Regions from separate parts of the Homo sapiens genome. Here region 1 is linked to region 2. Evidence: read pairs that join two places in POLR2A ChIA-PET (ENCODE). Cell type or tissue: OCI-LY7. All regions are shown on one strand. Links, peaks and the distances in the headings refer to the core of each region. The heading gives the core; the rest is flanking DNA. Region 1 has its middle 35 kb from the start of STIM2-AS1. Region 2 overlaps STIM2 (stromal interaction molecule 2).

Region 1 (11,775 bases), core at 1,711-9,710, 110 kb before region 2:
TGTGATACATTGTTATTCACTATGGTTACCATGCAGTACAAGAGATCACTAAAACTTATTCTTGCAGTCTGAAACTTTGTACTGTTTGTTCAACATCTTTTCTTCCCCATCTCTTCCCTTCTCCACCTGCCCACCCCTATCCTCCAACCTGGACCCTAGCTTTTGGCATCTTTCTACTCTATTTTTATGAGATTGACTTTTCTAGAGTCCACATGTAAGTTGAGATCATACAGTATTAGCCTTTCTGTGCCTGACTTATTTCGACCAAGCATAACATCCTCCAGTTCCATCATGTTGTTGTGAATGGCAGAGTTTCCTTCTTTTTAAAGGCTGTATAGTATTCCATTGTACATAAATACCACATTTTAAAAATCTATTTATCCATTGATGGGCACTGAGGCTCTTGTGAATCATGCTGAAATGAATGTGGTAGTGCAGATATCTCTTTGACATACCAATTTCAATTCTTTTGGATATATGCACAGAAGTGGGATTGCTGGATCATATGCTAATTCTATATGTAGTTTTTTTGAGGAACCTCCATGCTGCTTTCCAAAATGGTGGTACTAATTTCCCTCTCTCTGTTTACTTTTCACCATAGCACCTACTCCATAAAATATATTATATGTTTAACTCATTTGGTGATCATCTTTACCCCCATTAGACTGTAAGCTTCATCAGTACAGGGATTTGTTTTCACAGCTGTCTTCTCAGTGCCCAGAACATCACCTGGAATACAGTGGGCATATAAAAATATCTGTTGACTGGCTACCAAATGAATGGTATTCACTCGACTCAGCTTTCTGTATCCCTCTGGCCCCTACACTGCATTTAGTGTAGGGATGCATGGGTGCCAATATGGCGCCTGGAAGAAAGGACGTTTGCAATCAAGCATGCACATGAAGAGCAGTTAGCAGTTCCAGACTGTATGAAAGCTTCTCGTGTCCTTGCCACACTTTCTTTTGAGGGTCTCACCCCACATCTTAGCAAAGATATTTAAATGCTCCTCCCTTCCCCATGAAACAGAATTTTGGCTGAGATTTTTTCAAAGGAGTATCATAGTTTTGTCTTTGAAATCATTTGGCAAGGAACAACTCATTGAATTTTCAGTTGGCTCTGATTCTCTGCAGTCATCATGCACACTTGAAGTAAAACAAAATCTACCATTAACATTGTTTTCAAATGTAATGAAATTTTTCTAAATAATTCAACAGTTGATCACATAAGTGTAATTCTGTGCTTTGTGGGCATTCATGTAAACAGGTATTTATTTTAACAGGTTTTGTAGTACTCCTTGTGTGTTTGAGGCAGTAATTATTTTCCTTTGGGATTTAGCCATGTTTCTGGGCTCTTGAAATCTCACAGGACCTAGATCTTGGACCTGGAAAATTAGGCAGATAAAATAGTCCTGCAAGAATGAGAGACTGGAGAAAGGTCTCCCTGCACTTGCCTGCGAATGCAGGTCCTGGCCCAGTGGTTCAATGGTGGGGCTGTCCTGTAACTGTGCCAGGGAGTCAGAAGCCATGGCGGGGCTCACCGTGGTCATGCTGGAAGTCCCTGTCCCTGTCTGCTCATCACACACAGGTCAGCAGGTACCCGTTCTTTATGTGTGGCAGACCTCTGGTGGCCAGGCGGACCACTTTTCTCCACGGCCCTTCTCTCTCCACTTCCACCTGCATGCTCTCCTGAGCCCTGGTGGCAGAAATGTTTTCCTTGACATTTTATGACACTTTGGCAGAATTCTGTTGACTCATCTAAGACAAGATGGGGAATTGTTCTGCAGCAGTCGCCACATGGGGAAACAGATCACTTAGTCACATCATCTGCCAAGCCCCGCTGTTGCCTGTGCAAAGCATTTCTAATCACGGAAACTTGAAAGCTGTCCCTCATTTGTGATGACATTAGCCATGGTGATTTTTTACCCCTGTCTTAAGCTGTCAGTCGCTGGGGTTTTCTTGTTACTCTCTCTGGCAGAGACACATTTATTTATCACACAAAAGCCTGGCTCTGAAGGGATTTGTGCAAACTTCCTTCTGGAGATGAAAAGAAAACATCTCCTTCCTGGCCTGTGCCATCTACTGAAAAGCTTTCCAAGCCAAATGTGAGTGACTGTCCTAGTGGACAGATGTCACCCAGAGCAGGCCTGAATCATTTTGTTTGTTTTTCTTGCTAACCCAACACGACTTTGAACCCACTTCATTAATAAGAGAGACAGGAGCACGAAACCCTTTTTACTTCCTGCTTTCTTCCCAGTGTGCTGACATTTCCAAGCCCCATATGTTTCCCTAAATAAAGTTCCATGGAAATATATATTTTTTTGAAAAATCCTGTTTTTGGGTTATTACAGCCCAAGAGGAAAAAAGGCTGCCAGTGGACTATGTAGGGCCCTTTACGTAATGCTATGATTGTTTCGACCCCTCTTGATAACAGCAGGCTCGTTTAAATGGTTAACGTTGAGATGCGGTTGAAGACCTGTAATAAATGTATACTTCTTCATTTAGGCAAGTACATTAGCTACAGTCAATCTGCAACAGCGGGGAAGCACTAAGCCACAAACAGGAAATAGTTTGAATAAATATTTCCCATTCTAAAATGAATGACTAGATAGAGTTTAAAACATGTCAGACTCTTGTAGAGACATGATAGACATTTGCTGGTTACCTCTCCAGCAGGGATCCAGTCCCACCCTTCCCCACCTTGATTTTCCTTGGGATCACTCTACCCTTCCACTCTCAATAGTGGTCCAGACCAGACTGACCCTGCCCAGGAGTAGACTGTACTTGACTCAAGCTGTATTAGTTTGTTTCCACGCTGCTAATAAAGACATACCCAAGACTGGGCAATTTACAAAGAAAGAGGTTTAATGGACTTACAGTTCCACGTGGCTGGGGAGGCCTCACAATCATGGCAGAAGGCAAGGAGGAGCAAGTCACATCTTACATGGATGGCAACAGGCAAACAGAGAGAGCTTGTGCAGGAAAACTCCCATTTTTAAAATCATCAGATCTCGTGAAACTTATTCACTATTGCAAGAACAGCGGGAAAGACCTGCCCCCATGATTCAATTACCTCCCACCGGGTCCCTCCCACAACACGTGGGCATTCAAGCTGAGATTTGGGTGGGGATGCAGCCAAAACATATCTCAAACCCATCCATGTACCTATTCCTCAGGCCACATTGATTGGTCAGGGATGGGTTTGTGATACAATTTGGGTTAATGAGAGAGGTGACAATAACAGTGTTTCTGTGGAAGATACACAGAAGAGATTCTCTGTTCCCAGACCACACCTAGAGTGAAGTGAAGATGTGGGGTGTGGAATTGCCAGAGCAATTTGCTACCATGGGGAGAGAGCCCAGAGTTGCGGGGGCCTTTGTGTGGAATCTGGAGATGGGTCTGTCACCAGTGGAGAGATGATAAGAGCCATATCCTGGGTGGCTTTGACCCACTAGAAGCCAGTCTTGCCTCTGGACTTCTCAGCTAGGTGAGCCAATAAATTATCTTTGCTGCTTAAGCTTGTTCTAGGTTTTCTGTCACTTGCAACCACAAGAGTCCTAAGTGATTTAAGGTTGCTAACACTCTTTCTAGCCAGACCTTAGGCAGCATCTAAAGAAACTGAAAGCTTGTCGTCAGTGTATTTTTGTTTCTTTGTTATGGTTTTTACCTCTGCAGGATTCCTCCCCTCTTCCTTCTTTATACAGAACCCCACTGACTCTTAGTGAGCCACCCGGGCTGACTGCCTGACCGCTGGCTCCAGTGATGGGCACATGGCCCAGGCATAACTAATAGGGCATTCCATTCACAGGGCTATTTGATTGGATCAGGGATGGGTGCATGATCCCAAGATGGCCAGTATAAATAAGATCCAGGAATTTATTTTAACTCTTACTTAAAAGACAATTGGCTGGATTTGCTGAGGGAAGATTTAAACATCTTTGTGGACATGTTTGCCACCACATGGGGAGAGCATTCCTGAACATGCAGCAATAGAGAACAAAGACGAGAGATAAAGAGATGATAAGAGAAGGACCAAGTTCTAGCAACAGTGCGTGAGGCCTGAATCCAGCCATGCCGGAAGCATGTGAAGCAGTAACTTCGTTCTTATTAAGACAACTGCAGCTGGATTTTCTGTCATTTGCAGTTTCAAATGTTGACTAACACAGATATGAAGTATCTTTTCACAGTAATATATTTCTCTCTATCATAATATTCTTATTTTCTACTAGTATAAAACTAATGAATGCTCAATGCAGAAAATCCAGAAAACAAACAAACAAAAATAAATAAAGCAAAATTCACTTGTAGTCCTATGACTCTGAAATTATGACCGTCAGCTTCTGAGTGTATGTCCTCTGGGTCTTTTTCGTATGCATATTTATGAACTTCTACAACATAGTTTCCACATTATATTACTGCACTACAATTTAGTTAATTCCTTCTTTTTAACAGTGGGGTCATTTTCTTTCTTTCTTTCTTTTTTTTTTGCTATCATTTACTTCTTAGTATTATGAACATCTGTGTTGATACATCTTTGCACATATTTCTGGACATTCCTTAGAATAAATTCACATGGCCATATGCATAGTAAGTTCTTCATTAAACTTTTTCCAATTTTGTATTCCACATAACATTTAAGCAAACATGTTTATGCATTCCTTTGTATAGAATAAACTTCTAGAAGTACAATTGCTGGGTACAGAGCATGCCTGTTTAACGATATACATTGCCAAACTGCTCTGCAGAAGGTTATTTAAATTTATAACAAGGCAGCTCTTCCACACACACTGGATATTCCTGTCACCTCAATTACTAGACGAATGTTTTCTTTTTATGTTTGTTGGCTATCTATATTGATATTTTCTTGATTTGCCTCTTCATTTGCAATAATTTAGGATTTTTTTTTTTTTTGAGACAGAGTCTCACTCTGTCATCAGGCTAGATTGCAGTGGCACAGTCTTGGCTCACTACAACCTCCAGCTCCCTGGTTCAAGCGATTCTCCTGCCTCAGTTTCCCGAGTAGCTGGGACTACAGGTGCACACCACCACGCCCAGCTAATTTTTGTATCTTTAGTAGAGATGGGGTTTCACCAAGTTGGCCAGGATGGTCTCAATCTCTTGACCTCATGATCCGCCTGCCTTGGCCTCCCAAAGTGCTGGGATTACAGGCATGAGCCACCACGCCTGGCTGATTTAGGATTTTTAAACTTTTCTTTCAGGAGTAACTAGGTATATAAGGGCATGCCTCATTAGTCAGTAATTTTTATTTTTTCAATGACATTTTCTTTAATTTTTCAACATTAAGAAAAAAATCCAGGCCATAGTGAATGTAGTTTGGTTGGAAACACTCATTGTTCACTGTTTTGAAGATTTGCTGCCAATTTTCTCTATCAGTGACCTGCCACAAATTAGTTAAGTAGCATGATCTGAGAGGTGCTATTGTGTGGTTATACTAGTTAAGTAAAAGGGGTTTGGAGCCAGACTTTTGGGTGCAACTCCCAGCCCTACCACTTAGTTGTGTGACATCAGAAAAATTACTTAAAAATCTCTGTGCCTCATTTTTCTCAACTGTAAAACAGGGTTAATAGTATCTCCTTCATAGAATTGTTATAATATCAGTAGGATGAATAAGGCCATTGAAACAGGGCCTGGTCCAAGTTAAGCCTGCAATAAACATTAACTATTAGTAATGGCATATGAAAATAGCTAAGCTGGCCGGGCATGGTGGCTCACGCCTGTAATCCCAGCAGTTTGGGAGGCTTAGGCGGGCGAATCATTTGAGGTCAGGAGTTCAAGACCAACCTGGGCAACATGGCGAAACCCCATCTCTACTAAAAATACAAAAATTAGCCAGGCTTGGTGGCATGCACCTGTAATCCCAGCTACACAGGAGGCTGAGACAGGAGAATTGCTTGAACCCAGGAGGCAGAAGTTGCAGTGAGCTGAGATCGTGCCATTGCACTCCAGCCTTGGTGACAGAAAGAGACCTTGTCTCAAAAATAAAAAGTGAAAAAAAAATTCAAAGATCATATTTTTGTAATAAAAGAACAATTTAATTCCCACTGCACATAGGACTTCGCATTCTGCCTGCCCATTGTTTAACTCTAGTATCAGGGAATTCCTGCCCAGCTGCTGGATACATATTCAGTGACAGCAATAATCATGAATAGAAGGATATTTCAAACAGTTTAAAGTTGATTTATATTTGTGCCCTTACTGTCTGCTCATAGTAGGTGAACATTATTTAGAGGGGGGAAAAATAAGTGTCATTATTACTAAGTTTTAAATTCTAAACAAAGAGATCATTCTTATTAAGATATTAGAGCTGTTACAAACATAAAATGCTTCTCATCTCTCTCCAATATACCTTTCAAAATTCTCTCTTTGAAAATCATTGTTATAGATGATGTCCGCGTGTATTTTGTTAGATTGAGTTTAGATCAATATTCCACAACCCTAACAATGAATAGAGTCCAGTAAAGTTTGGCCTAATGGCATTTCAAGGTCTATAACTGTTGGCGAGCAGGAAAGACTACTGTTTTAACTTCATGAGGGTTACTGCCCCGGTGGCGGGTGGATGTTTATAATGGTTCCGGGTGTGGGTGGTGACGTAGATTCAGAGCATGGAGGAAAGTGAAGTGCTATTAGCAATAAAAGATAAACCCTTCCAGAAATAATAACTGTTATGAAACCGGAAAGAACCTCCCAGCCGTGCAGTTCAACCCCCTACTGAGATATGAGGCGAGGCAAGTCTCTCCCCTAAACTGGTTACATAATATTTTTTTCCTCAGGAGGTTTCACTACCTCTTTTATAAACTGTTAATGTGTTTATTGAATCGTATCATGGAGAAAGGAAACTAATGATTAACTTTTAACCATGATAGCTTGGCCTTGCCATGATACTTCTGGTGAACTGATGGAGACTGCTCTTCCATAGCCTTTCCTGGCTCCTTAACACAAATTCAATCACAGTAAGTGGCAAATGCTTATAAAGATGGAAAACACTTTATTTTCATCTTCACTTAATTAAAACAGCCAACTTTAAAGGTATTACTGTTTCAGGAATCTCTCTTCTTCATCACCAAATCTATCCTTTGGGTCAAAATCATCAGGCATTGGCAGGCACAGTGACTCACGCCTGCAATCCAATCATTTTGGGAGGCCAAGGGAGGCAGATCACTTGAGGCCAGGAGTTCAAGACCAGCCTGGCCAACATGGAGAAACCTCGTCTCTACTAAAATACAAAAATTAGTCAGGCATGGTGGCAGACGCCTGCAGTTCCAACTACGCAGGAGGCTGAGGCATGAGAATTGCTTGAATCTCGGAGGCAGAGGTTGCAGTGAGCCAAGATTGCACTACTGCACTCCAGCCTGGGCGAGAGAGCAAGACTGTCTCAAAACAAAACAAAACAAAATCAGGCTGGCACTCACCTACTCAGCCCTAACTTCAAGCAAATGTTTTTGAGGATGGAACCAATTTATTAGAGCTTTCTTTTTTTGTTTTTTGTTTTGTTTTTTTTTTTTTGATAGGGTCTTGCGATGACACTCAGGCTAGAATGCAGTGCCTATTTACAGGTGCAATAATGCACACTGCAGCCTCGAACTCCTGGGCTCAAGCAATCCTTCTGCCTCAGCTTCCTGGGTAGGTGTGAATACAGGCATGTGTGCCGCTGTGCCCAGCTATTTTATTAGGCTTTGAGATTAACGTAGGCCACCTGACAAATCCATATCTGAAAATACTTAAAATAGCTTTGAAATGGTTCCTCTAAGATCTCGTTTGGCAGATGCTTTGACAGCTATGGGGTTAAAGGGTAGATGGAAACTGTCCAGAACCGCCAGTCAGAACTCCCCAGCTCTGGCCCTGACTCTGGCTTTCCTTAGGCGTGTAGTCCCCAGGAGGCTTATGAAGTGCTCTGAGCCTTGATTTCCCCTTCTATTAAATGGGCTTGTCAGAGGACCAACAGGCTGTGAGTTTGAACACAAGGGATGCCCATTCTGATCACCACCCTTAGGTAGACTTAAAGTATGTCATTGAAGAACATGAATTTCAGCCTCTTAGGCTCCAGCTTCAACTGCCTTAGAAGGAGGCAACATGACCTGTGAACTCTAGCTTGGCCTAAAGGAGGCTCTTCTGGTAGCCTTGCTAGAACTCCGTTACTGGAGCAGAGCCAAAAAGAAAGTACTGAGACAACTTTGGCTGTTTCATAGAATGTTGGAGCTGGTAGTTTTGTGTTGAAAGGTTATCAAAAGGAGACCATTTTGTCATTTCCAAATCATCTTTGGACTAGCCTGTGCTTGAATGGTAAAATACTTGATGAAATGACATTTTTAAAACTTCTAAGACACTGCTCCCCAAATCTATGCACGTCCAAGTATAGTGCAGTAAAGTAAAGCGGTTGAGAGTGTGGGCTCGGGAGCACCCCCATCTTCAAATCCTGCTTTTGCCACTTATTAGCTGTGTGACCTTGAACAAATTACTTGACCACTCCGTGCATCAGTTTCTTCATTGGTAAATAGGGATAATAAAAGTACCTACCTTCTAAGACTGTAAGGAAACCCTGATAAATTAACAAATACAAAGGACTTAGCACAGTGCCTGGATGTTGTAAGTGCTGTGTTTAACGTTAGCCCTTACACTAGGGCTTGGTCATTGGTAGGCACTGAGTACATGTTAGATTTTACTGGACTGTTTTAGATGGTGGAGGCTGTGATGCAGGAGAATGGAAAGAACTCAGGAAGGGAGATTAGGACAAATCCATTTAGTTTATATTCCTTAGTCACTGTATTTACAACTTTTATCAAACCAATTATCTTTCTTAAGAGCTATGGACTTTGCTTGGGCATCCACAGATGCCCAGAACTCAAGATTGGAAGGAAACATGAAGCTCAAATAACAAGTAATTAGAAGGAGCTCACTTTGAAAAATATGTTTGCTTTCAAATGGAGCTTTAAATGAGCTCATGGGAAGTTTATTATAAAACGGTTGCCTGCACCAAATGCCTTAATGGGAAAAACCTTATCGCAGTTCAGTTGTTTAAATAATACACAGACCATGTCCCTCCTGAGTCTCTGTTCTCGCTGTGGGAGTCAAAGTTTCTTTGAATGTCCCAAAGTATTCCAAAGCAATCACAAAAACACATTTCAGATTTAGAAGGGAATTTAGAAATCTCTCATCGTAAGCCCTCTATAGCTGAAGAAACATCCCCAAAGGGCTAGAATGATTTGCCCAAGGCCACTTAGCAACTGGCTAAGCTCAAATCAACACCCACTTCTTTAACTCCTATTTCAGGGCCTTTTCCTCTAACTCATCTTCAGTCTTGGGTAGGTGTTAGGGAGGAAAGGAAGCTGCTGCATGAAGATGTGGAATTTTCCCATTTTTCCCCTCTCTCACACAGAAAAAGGGATAAATTGATCACATACCTACAGAAACAATTATAACTGAGCTGAGAAAGTGTCTAGGCTAAGCAATGAATCTGAATCACCAAGTCTTCAAAGTAAAAGTTTATTAGAGGCAGGTAAGGTTTGTTCATTTGTTTTTTACCTCATCAGGACTAAAACCTGTTGCTATGTTGAGTCCTGGCAGCTTTTTGTGATACATGTGGACAAAGAGCATGGCTGACCATCTAGCAGTGGGGTTTTGCATTCCCGGAATGACTTTAGTAAGCAACGTAAACTGATATAGGTGTCAGCCCAGTGTGCTCTGGTAAGACAGGGCTCTCCAGTGGGGAGGCATCTTACCTTCGGGGAATGGCAATGGCTTCTGCACCCCTTCCATGCCTATAAAAGAGTCCAGGAGCCATCAGGAGCTGGATTTGAGGGATTAGGGCCTTAGTGATTTGTCCATTCCATCGGGTTATGGTTTCCTGACCCACAGTGTCCATGGCCCATAAAAGTGTAAGAAGTTGAGCCTACCAGAGCCATACTCAACCTCACATTTGAATTTGGAGGAAGATTACATAACTGTTTACTCAACTTGACTGGCACTTGCAAATTACCCCCCCTTTTTGCCTTTGAATAAGTAATGCGTATATGCAAACAATAAACACCCTTGAATGACCAGGACTCTTGAGCACTGTGGGAGACTCTACTGGGTGGTTCCCAGCTCCCATCTTTAACTTAGCTGGGTTATCTTCATATTGCTTTAGTTCCTTTAAGTGTAGGTGACATCCCACCTCTGCAGACTTGATGTTCCTGCAAAACCAGTGTCATTGCACACTACTAGTGGGGAGATGGAACTGAAAGGGATCAAGACCTTGTAATTAGAAGTGGGGCGGGGCTGGGGTGCTAACAGAACTCTCAGAGTTACACAGTGTTTGCATATTTCTGGGATTTTTTTCCCGTCTGACCTCTGCAGTTATCTTCTGTTACTGGGTATCTCCTAACCACCAGATTGAAGCTTCTACAATTCAGAGGCTCTCAAAGTTTTGGTTTCTGCCTATGATTACAAAGAACCAGGGCCCAAACTGGCATCTTTGACCTGAAAACTCTTTAAGGCTTCGTGTTTTATAAAATAAAGTGATTGAGATGTGATTGTATGAATGCTGGAACTGTCCTAACACCTCCTGTGTTCCTGTCCTCAAACTGGTTAATGCCTGGAGTTCTGCCTATAGAGACTCATCCTTCAGTAAAGGAGTAATTTGCCTGGACTGAACACGCTAGCCTCAGACCTCTGCGAGCTCTTGAAACTATACACACAGTTTGAGTGAAGTGTATATGCCCATTTTTAGCCCTGAGGAGAGGATATTTAGATCTTTGCAGATACCCAAAAGGGTCTATAACTCACCAAAAGCTTAAGAGTGATTGCTTTTTCCAATAAATTGTTTTAAGTGATTTATTATTTAGGTTGCATGTGGACATACACGCAGACACAAATTTCATATATCACAAAGAGGGCCAACTGGAAACTTTGCCTAAGGTTTTCTCTAGGGAAAAAACCTCTATAATCTTATTTTTTTCCTATTTTAATTGAAAATAAAATCTGTATACTTATGAGGGAGATGATCACACTGCAGATGCTATGTCTCCATTTTCATCTTCAAAAATAAGGAGGCCTGGTGCAGGACTGATGGGAATTCTGAAACTGACTCTGAGAAATGCAATCTCTTAAAGCAGCGGTCATCAAACTTTTCTCAGAAGAGTTAGATAGTAAATATTTTAAGCTTTGCAGGACAGGTGATCTCTGCGGCAACTACACAACTCTGCTGTTACAGTAAAAAGAAACAAAAAAGGCAGCTGTAGACAATATGTAAACAGATGAGTGTGATGGGCTTTCAATAAAACCTCATTTGCAAAACCAGGTGGAAGGCCAGATGTGACCCATGGCAGCAGTTTGCTAATCCCTTTATTTTCCTTTTTCTTTCTTTCTTTTTCTTCTTTTTTTTTTTTCTTTTTTTTTTTTTGAGACGGAGTCTCTGTTGCCCAGGCTGGAGTGCCATAGCGTGATTTTGGCTTACTGCAAGCTCGGCCTCCTGAGTTCAAGCGATTCTCCTGCCTCAGCCTCTCAAGTAGCTGGGACTACAGGTGCATAGGTGCATGCCACCACGCCTGGCTAATTTTTTTGTATTTTTAGTAGAGACGGGGTTTTACCGTGTTAGCCAGAATAGTCTCAATCTCCTGACCTCGTGATCTGCCCACCTCGGCAGATCAAAGTGCTGGGATTACAGGCTTGAGCCACCACACCCAGCAGCTAATCCCTTTCTTAAAGGTTTAAGGATGCTATTGATTGAAATTGGTAAGGCTCCCATATCTGCCATGTTCATGATGTGTACCAACTTCAAGCT
Region 2 (8,000 bases), core at 1-8,000:
ATATAACATATATAAACACATTCAAACTATTGTACTAATGTTACATGTTTTTAAAATACCCGCAAAAATACGGCTGGGTGCATTGGCTCACGCCTGTAATCCCAGCACTTTGGGAGGCTGAGGGGAGAGGATCACTTGAATTCAGGCATTTGAGACCACCCTGGCCAACTTGCTGAAACCTCGTCTCTACTAAAAATACAAAAATTAGCCGGGCGTGGTGGCACGCGCCTGTAATCCCAGCTACTTGGGAGGCTGAGGCAGAAGAATCACTTGAACCCAGGAGGCGGAGTTTGCAGTGAGCCGAGATCGTGCCCCTGCCCTCTGGCCTGGGCAAAAGAGCGAGACTATCTCAAAAAAAGAAAAAAAAATACCCACAAAAATATAGATTAAAAAAATGAGATAAAATTAAATGTAAATGTAAATTCTAATATTTTCTCAAAATTTCAAGTGGATTAGATTATACATCCTTTTTGGGTGTCGGCAACCCAAATTTGGAGACCACTGTGCTAATGAATTGTAAAGCAATGTCATATTATAAGTCACACAGATTTCATTCCATTTTCATAAGAACAGACAATTGTGAGAATTTCTCAAGAAAGCAAGTTCTAGAGACACTTGCTAATGTTAATATTTGTTCTTCTCTAATTTTCATGGCCACTGTTTGCAGGTTTCTTCATCATATAGCACATTAGTTGCTGACCTTTTAATGATGTCCACTGTGCATTTTATGATTAAAATTAGTTCTGATACTTGTGATACCTGTAAGAAGTGGTAATATAAGAATAGAACAAGGCTAGGCGCGGTGGCTCATGCCTGCAGTCCCAGCACTTCGGGAGGCCGAGGTGGGTGAATCTCCTGAGGTCAGGAGTTTGAGACCAGCCTGACCAACATGGAGAAACCCTGTCTCTACACAAAATACAAAATTAGATGGGCATATTGGCACATGCCTGCAATCCCAGCTACTCAGGAGGCTGAGGCAGGAGAATCACTTGAACCCGGGAGGTGGAGGTTGTAGTGAGCCGAGATCGCGCCATTGAACTACAGCCTGGGCAATAAGAGCGAAACTCCATCTCAAAAAAAAAAAAAAAAAAAAAAAGAACAAAGTTCACTTATTTATACTAGTTTAGGGAAAAAAAGCAGAGAATGAGTGAGGCAGAAAGTGTAGATATCATTTTGATAAGGGAAGACATGATTAAACTTTTTAAAATATCTTTTCCTATAAATTTGCCACTATGTCTTTATATTTTAGCTGCAAATTCTATTTTAAAATTTAATTTATATCTGGATTGTGGATGTCTGTTGATCTGAAGAGACCCAGGAAGTAATGATTTTGGACGCCATTGATTAGGAATCTGGAAGAAAGATTCTTATGTAGGTGGAAGTCATCTTATAGGGTATGTGTAAGGTATTTTGGTCTTCAGCAACTCACCAAAGCGTGCTGAGCATTACATACTTGTTTGTCATTTTGGTTACCTCTTCTTTGTTTACGTATATGTAACTATAGTTTAAATTATTCAAAATGAGATAGGCACTCTATACATCTTTTAGAAGCAAGATATTAAATAGAAAAAGGTTAGGGCCACCCTAATACTTCTCATTTAGCTTACAGAGTGAGAAAGGAGGGAAAGAAGTAGATGAAAATGGAGTTGGTGTAGTTCCAAGAAATTGCTCTAAGGAGTAAATAAATTGATGCTCCCTTGACAAGCAGTATTAACTTAACATGAAAACTTGTTAGAAATGCAAATTCTTGAGCCCCACCCCAACCCTACTGAATCAGCAGCTTGGGGATGGGACCTAGCAATCCGTTTTAACAAATCCTCTGGGTGATTCTGATGAAGTTTGAGAACCACTAGACTTTCAGGACTCTGATAGTAGCCAGAAGCTCTTTATCTTGACCTTTTATGAGTAGACAGTATAGTTACAAATCTTACTTTTTTTATGATTAGGTCTTTGAAAATATGGTTCATGACTTACTCTTTGTACCTTGATAAATCTTAAAGTTTTGCATTATATTTTTACAGTTCTTTTAATCTCAGGCACAATATTTATAAATATAAATACTACTGTGATGCTCTTGCAAGATACCTTGTTTTCTGCTCCTGTATTTTGTGACTTTACTTTTGCCAAGTTCAACCTTAAAAATTTCTTTGTATGTTTTATAGGAAGTCATTGACATTCAGTTACTATAAAGCAGGGTTGTATTTGTCTTTTTTATGTGGGGGAGGATCTTTTGGTTTTTAAAGTAAGATGGTTCTGTAACCTAGATGGTTAAGAATCATTGTGCAAGTTATTGAGACAGATTTTAAGAAAACATCTGATGATTTTATATTAGAATATTTCTTACTTAAATTGTGAAACTTCTACCTGGTCCCAGCATTTATTTAGTTTAGTACTTATGTCCTTATGTCCTGACAATTATAGTAACCTATTTACTGGAGTTTCTTCTCTGTCTCTTGCTTTTCCAGTTCATTTACCAACTGCTGTTGAGTTATCTTTTTGTTTATGACATTTGATAAGAGCTGATCCTCCCAGAGCATTTGTGGTCATGTATCTGCTTGTCCCTCAAAGCAACCACAATAGAAAACAGCTTTCTCTTATTCTACTGTTTCTTATCATCCAGACTATCTAATCTCTATGCTTGAGTTCTGATTTATTATTGGGGGTTCCCTCTTGCTGAGGCTGTCTTAGTCATAGGCCATTTGAGAAACACCATTGGTTGTATATAGTTCAGTTATATACAGATTAAATAGGATTTTGTGAACTAGGAAGTTAAACACCATAACATAGTTTCTGTGGAAAGATATGCTTCACTTAGTGGATACATACTCTTAAATGCAACCTACTTATAAACTGAGAATAACTGACTGTAGTATGAGATCTGTGTATGAAGAACCAAAAACTTCTGAAATCATTTCATAGTATGGAGCATCGAAACATTCAACCCAGTGCCTTTTGCCTTTTTTGTTTGAGACAGCATGTCGCTCTGTCACCCAGGCTGGAGTTCAGTGGCGTGAACATGACTCACCACAGCCTTGACCTCCTGGACTCCAGGCATCCTCCCACCTCAGCCTTCCAAGTAGCTGGGATACAGTCATGAGCCACCATGCCTGGCTAATTTTTATATTTTTTGTAGAGATGGGGTTCCAGCGTGTTGCCAGGCTGGTCTGGAACTTCTGGGCTCAAGCGATTTACCTGCCTCAACCTCTCAAAGTGTTAGAATTACAGGCATGAGCCACTGTGCCTGGTGCCTTTTGCTTTTTTCTGGGAGTTGCCACAACCCCTGCTTCAACTAATGACTGTTTTAGCCCCTTTCCCAAATTATTTTTGCTTTCATTAGTCAGACCATATGGTAATTATGTATTTTTTATTAAAAATTATTTCTAATTTCTGTTTCATTAATTTTTAGTTTACTGCAACAAGAATTTCCTATTAAACATTGTTACAGACCGGAAGGGGGCAGAGCAGTGGGAGTAGGGTTGTGAATTAGGACAGGACAGTGTGTCTGCACTTCCCTTTTTCAGTTCCAGCCTGATGGTACTGCCAGTGCTGCCATCTCCCCACTCCTTCCCTCAGCCTTTTCAGCATCACAGCACAGCATTGCATTGATCTAATATACTTTTTTGCGAGTTTAGGACACTTCACATAGTATCTCACCTTAAAGATGTTTTGATGAGTACAGACCTGTTTATTCCCATTTCACAAATGAATTGAATTGTGCCTTTACTGTAACATTAACATTATTAGCCTTGTATTATTATTATTATAGATAGGATGGCCATATAATTTATTATCCCAACTGGCATTTTTTCTGAGTGAAAGAGAGTGTTATTAATAATTACATCCAGACAAAGGGTGTAAACGAGGACTGTCCTAAGCAAATGGGCCATATAATCACCTTCGCCATATGGCTTATCAGCCTGCTTCAGTTGTACTTACCTTTATCTTTGTCTTGCTCCCTCACTAAGTTGTTATTAAATTGATCTAAGTTTTGTGCCAAGATTTCTGCTACTGCTAAACACTGGCTCTACCTCAGTTTGGTTTATCAGTCTGAGTCTTTTTGTATTGTATAGCTTGTTTTCTACTAACATGACGGAAACACTCAGCAACTTTCCATTCCTTTTTCTTTTTTGCAGATAAGTGATTTTTTGTCTTTTTTTCCTCTGGAAATAAATTTAAATAGCTTAATAATTTAAATAGCTTAAATTTAAATAGCTTTTAAAATTTTTAAATAAATTTTAAAAGAAAAATAGCTTTTTCTTATATTAAAATAATGTTGACTCTTTCATTGACTTTTAGAATTTTTTTTTCAGTAGCACATTTCTTGGTTTTCCCAAATTTTCTTTTTTTTTTTAAAACAAAAAAATGTCCCCAGCTTTATTGAGGTATATTTAACAAATAAAGATTGTGTATATGTAAGGTATATGATATGGTGATTTGATATCTTTATACATTGTGAAATGATTATTATCGCAGTCTTATCACCTCACATGTCAAAGGGTACAAACTTTCAGTTATAAGATGAAAAACTCTGGGGATCTAATGTGTAGCTAGTTACTATAGTTAATAATACTGTATCATATATTTGAACTTTGCTAGGAGAGTAGATCTTTTGTGTTTTTACCACAAAAACAAAGGTAACCAAGTTTTCATAACTGAAGAATTTTATATAATAGTCTTAAGTTTTCCTATGAACCTATCCAGCATTTAGCCTGCAGGAAGTTCTCCAAGCACTGACTGCTGCAGTCACTGATCACATAGTCTCAGGAGAGAGTTCTGCTCTAGAAAGCTGTTTGGATTGTCGTAAGGTAAAGTGCTAAGCTATATCAGGGAGGTGTAAGGTAAATAGTTCTTATCCTCAGATAACCTCACATTTAATGCTGTCTCACGTTATCTTCAGCAGTACTTTTTTGAGATGGACAGAAGTGTTCTCTCTTATAGATAAGGAGACAGAGGCTTAAGAGAGATTAAGTTATTTAAGTTACATAGTGTGTGTAAGGAGCACTAGGATTAGAGTCCAACTGTTCCAACTACTGTTCATTCTTCATAACATGTTTAGGCATAATTTCCAGTTTGTTTTTTTTTAAATTTTAAAATTTTTAACTTGTATTCAGTTTTGAGCCGTGGAAGCTGAAAGAGGCTCTCTGCATACATTCTTGAACTGGGTTTCTGTTAATATTGGATGGTCTGTTAATGTTAATATTGGAAACTTCTGGGTATTTAGTTCATTTACTAGGACCTCATACCCTGCTTGTTCCCTGTATTTTGGTTTGAATCTTACCATACTGAGTAAATTAGCACTCTAGGGGCTTGCTTTAGTACTTTTTCCCTGTCCTGCCCCTACATCTTGGCATGTGCTTCCTATCATCTAAACTCGTGAGAACTATTCCTATTTGACACGGTCCATCTTAAGGACTCTACCAAGAGTTATCTTGAGTCTTATCTTGAGCTTGGCTGGAGGATTCACCTTGCCTCTTTCCCCTGCTTACTAAATCTGTATTAGACTTTCTATCTTGGCCTTTCTGGGTCTGGCCTGATATTGTTCTTGACTTAGCATTGGTACTACCAAATATTGATGACATGCTTTGTACCACCCCACTGGCCTTTTAATAATCTTACTGGATCTAAAGGGCTGAATCGGATAAAGATAACTTTTTAAAATTAAAGAATATTTTGCCGGGATCCTGAAAATGTTACAAACAATTGATAATGAATATTTAAGAGCCTTTTACTTTAATTGTCAGTCCTTGCTAACTGACCTTTATTATTTTTTAATATCATACAAGTACCTGAAATGTCTTTTAAGTGTTAATTGGGGATGTTTGAAAATTTTTATGCGTGGTTTTTGTTTTGTTCTCATTTTCCCTTTGTTTTCTTTTCTTTGGCCTCCTGAAGGGCTTGGCAAACAGGTCTAAGGGCATTGTTGACCACTTGGTTAAAAACAAAACACATGTAAGATTTTGAAGTTCTCGTTTATATATTTAGCACTGTACTAAATATGGGGCAGATTGAAAAACTGAATATAGGCCCCATGAGTTAACTGTCTAGTAGGGCATATAATGTCATGTATGTATATACCACAAGGCATGTTACGGCAAACGATGTCCTAGTAATACACATGAATCGTGGCATGCTCTTGTGATGCACATCTGTTAGGGGAGCATCAAACAAAGCTCTGCGTAGAGTCGTTAAGACGAACTTTGTGAAATGGGAATAGTTTTCATGGGTTTAGATGATAGGAAGCACATGCCGTGATGTAGGTGCAGAACAGGGAAGTACTAAAGCAAGCCCCTTGAGTGCTGGTTTACTCAGTAGCAAATCATGCGGTCTGACTGGAGTCTTAATGTTGTTGAGGATAGGATTGAAAAGAACCTGCTTGGTTTTCCTTCTTCCTGCTCTTGCCTTTCCTCCACCATAAGTGTGTATGTTTTCGGTAAGATTTTTATCTTTGGGCCTCTTTCTTTCACTTCCTAGGACATTTTATTCAGGCCCATGGTTTTAATGATCACTTCTGCAAATATTCAGTTCTTTCTTCTGTCCACAATTTCATTCTCATGTTTGGCCTGTGCAGATCTCCAACTCAGTGTCCTAAGTGCTAATGAAATACATTGCTTTCTGTCTGTGCTTTTCTTTTTAGAAAGTCTCATGCTGGACCCATCACTGCCTTCCTTAAAAACACTGATTCTTATTTCTCTTTAAATGTGGTGTTGTTTTTATTAGTGGTATCACTGTTTTACCTACAACGGAGGCTTAGTGCTCCAGCCTTATCTTTGTTTGCTGCTTTGTCTGCCTCTCTGAGTTGAGTTTTATTATTATTATTTGATTTCTAACTAGTCTTGCCATTGCTTATCTTTTCCTTTTTGTAAATCCATTTTGACAATTATTACTTAGTTTAAACATTTTAGAACATAATATTTTGCTATTCTCTCCCCTACTCAAAAATTTATATTAGAGCCCCATAGTCCAGTGGTCTCAAATTTTAGTATGCATTAAAATTGCCAGGAAGACTTGTTAAAACACAGATGGCTGGGCCCACCCTCAGAGTTTGTGATTCTGTAGGTCTGGGATGAGACCCAAGAATTTGCATTTCTAATAGATTCCCAGGCAGTGCTGATACTGCTGGTCCAGGGACCATGCTCTGAGAACTGCTGCCATAGTCTTCCAAATATGGTTTGGGCTTCTTAGTTTGACATTCATGATCTTTTACAGTCTGGTCATATTCTGCCTTTGTAGCCATGATCACTTACTGTGAAGCTTCTTTGTGTGCTCTTTACTTTAACCAAAGTGACCTACTGACAGACAGCTTTTTGTACACATCCTGTATTCTCATGAGTATACAGGCATTTCCCTTAGGATTTCGTTCAGTCTCTTGTTTCATCTTGCTTGTCAAACCATCTTTTAAGATTAATTTAAAGATTTAGTTCAAGTGGAATCTTTTCTCTGTTTCTTGTTTTTTGTATTTTCTTCTATCATCCTTCTTCCAAGCCAAAGTAATCTCTTGCATTGCACTATTCCTTTATGGTATTTGTTGGTTTGTAGTTTAGCTTGACCCGTATTTCCATTTTCCATCCCTTATCCAGTTCACTCTTTGTGTTTTACCTGTCCAACATTAGTTACAGAGCATATGTTTGGTGATGGGGGAAATGAAATTTTCTGTAGATTATAAGCAGAAGGCCTAATAAGCCAGTATTCCCTGAATATTGATAGAGGATTTTCATGTTCAAAGAAATGGGTTATAGTTATTACCCTGAATCTCACTGATGGCAGCGAGATTTAAATTCTTACTTTCTCCCCTTAAAAAAGGACATTTAAAAATTATACTATGTAGCAAATTAATGGGATCTCCTAATTATTGGCTTTCTTAAAGATCCTAAGAGATGAGCAGTACCTTTTAAAGGTAAGTATCTTTTTAATGAATAAAATTGTGCCTATATAACATAATGAATTCCTTCAAATTCTTAATGGCTTAAAGTTTTTTGAGTTATATTTTATATACAATTCAA

The links. Peaks named below come from ENCODE experiments on the same cell type or tissue, not always from the same donor. Only the 100,000 strongest peaks of a DNase experiment are listed, where the experiment ranks them.
Region 1: POLR2A ChIA-PET joins it to region 2 with 6 read pairs; 3 of 35 experiments call an interaction of 5 or more read pairs at or near these places.

Annotation. Positions count from the first base shown.
Region 1 is chr4:26,820,211-26,831,985 of GRCh38, forward strand. It overlaps a transcript of TBC1D19 not described here. Among named protein-coding and RNA genes, the nearest start is that of STIM2-AS1, 35 kb to the right of the region's middle. In OCI-LY7, for the core only: no CTCF peak of the experiment used is centred there; DNase peaks (open chromatin) are centred at 2,531, 6,691, 7,291, 8,101 and 4 weaker places; H3K4me3 peaks cover 4,305 bases; H3K27ac peaks cover 5,155 bases.
Region 2 is chr4:26,933,841-26,941,840 of GRCh38, forward strand. The region is part of intron 2 of STIM2 (stromal interaction molecule 2); the gene reads left to right. Among named protein-coding and RNA genes, the nearest start is that of STIM2, 77 kb to the left of the region's middle. In OCI-LY7, for the core only: a CTCF peak has its summit at 3,467 (motif pointing right); a DNase peak (open chromatin) is centred at 3,501; H3K27ac peaks cover 1,368 bases.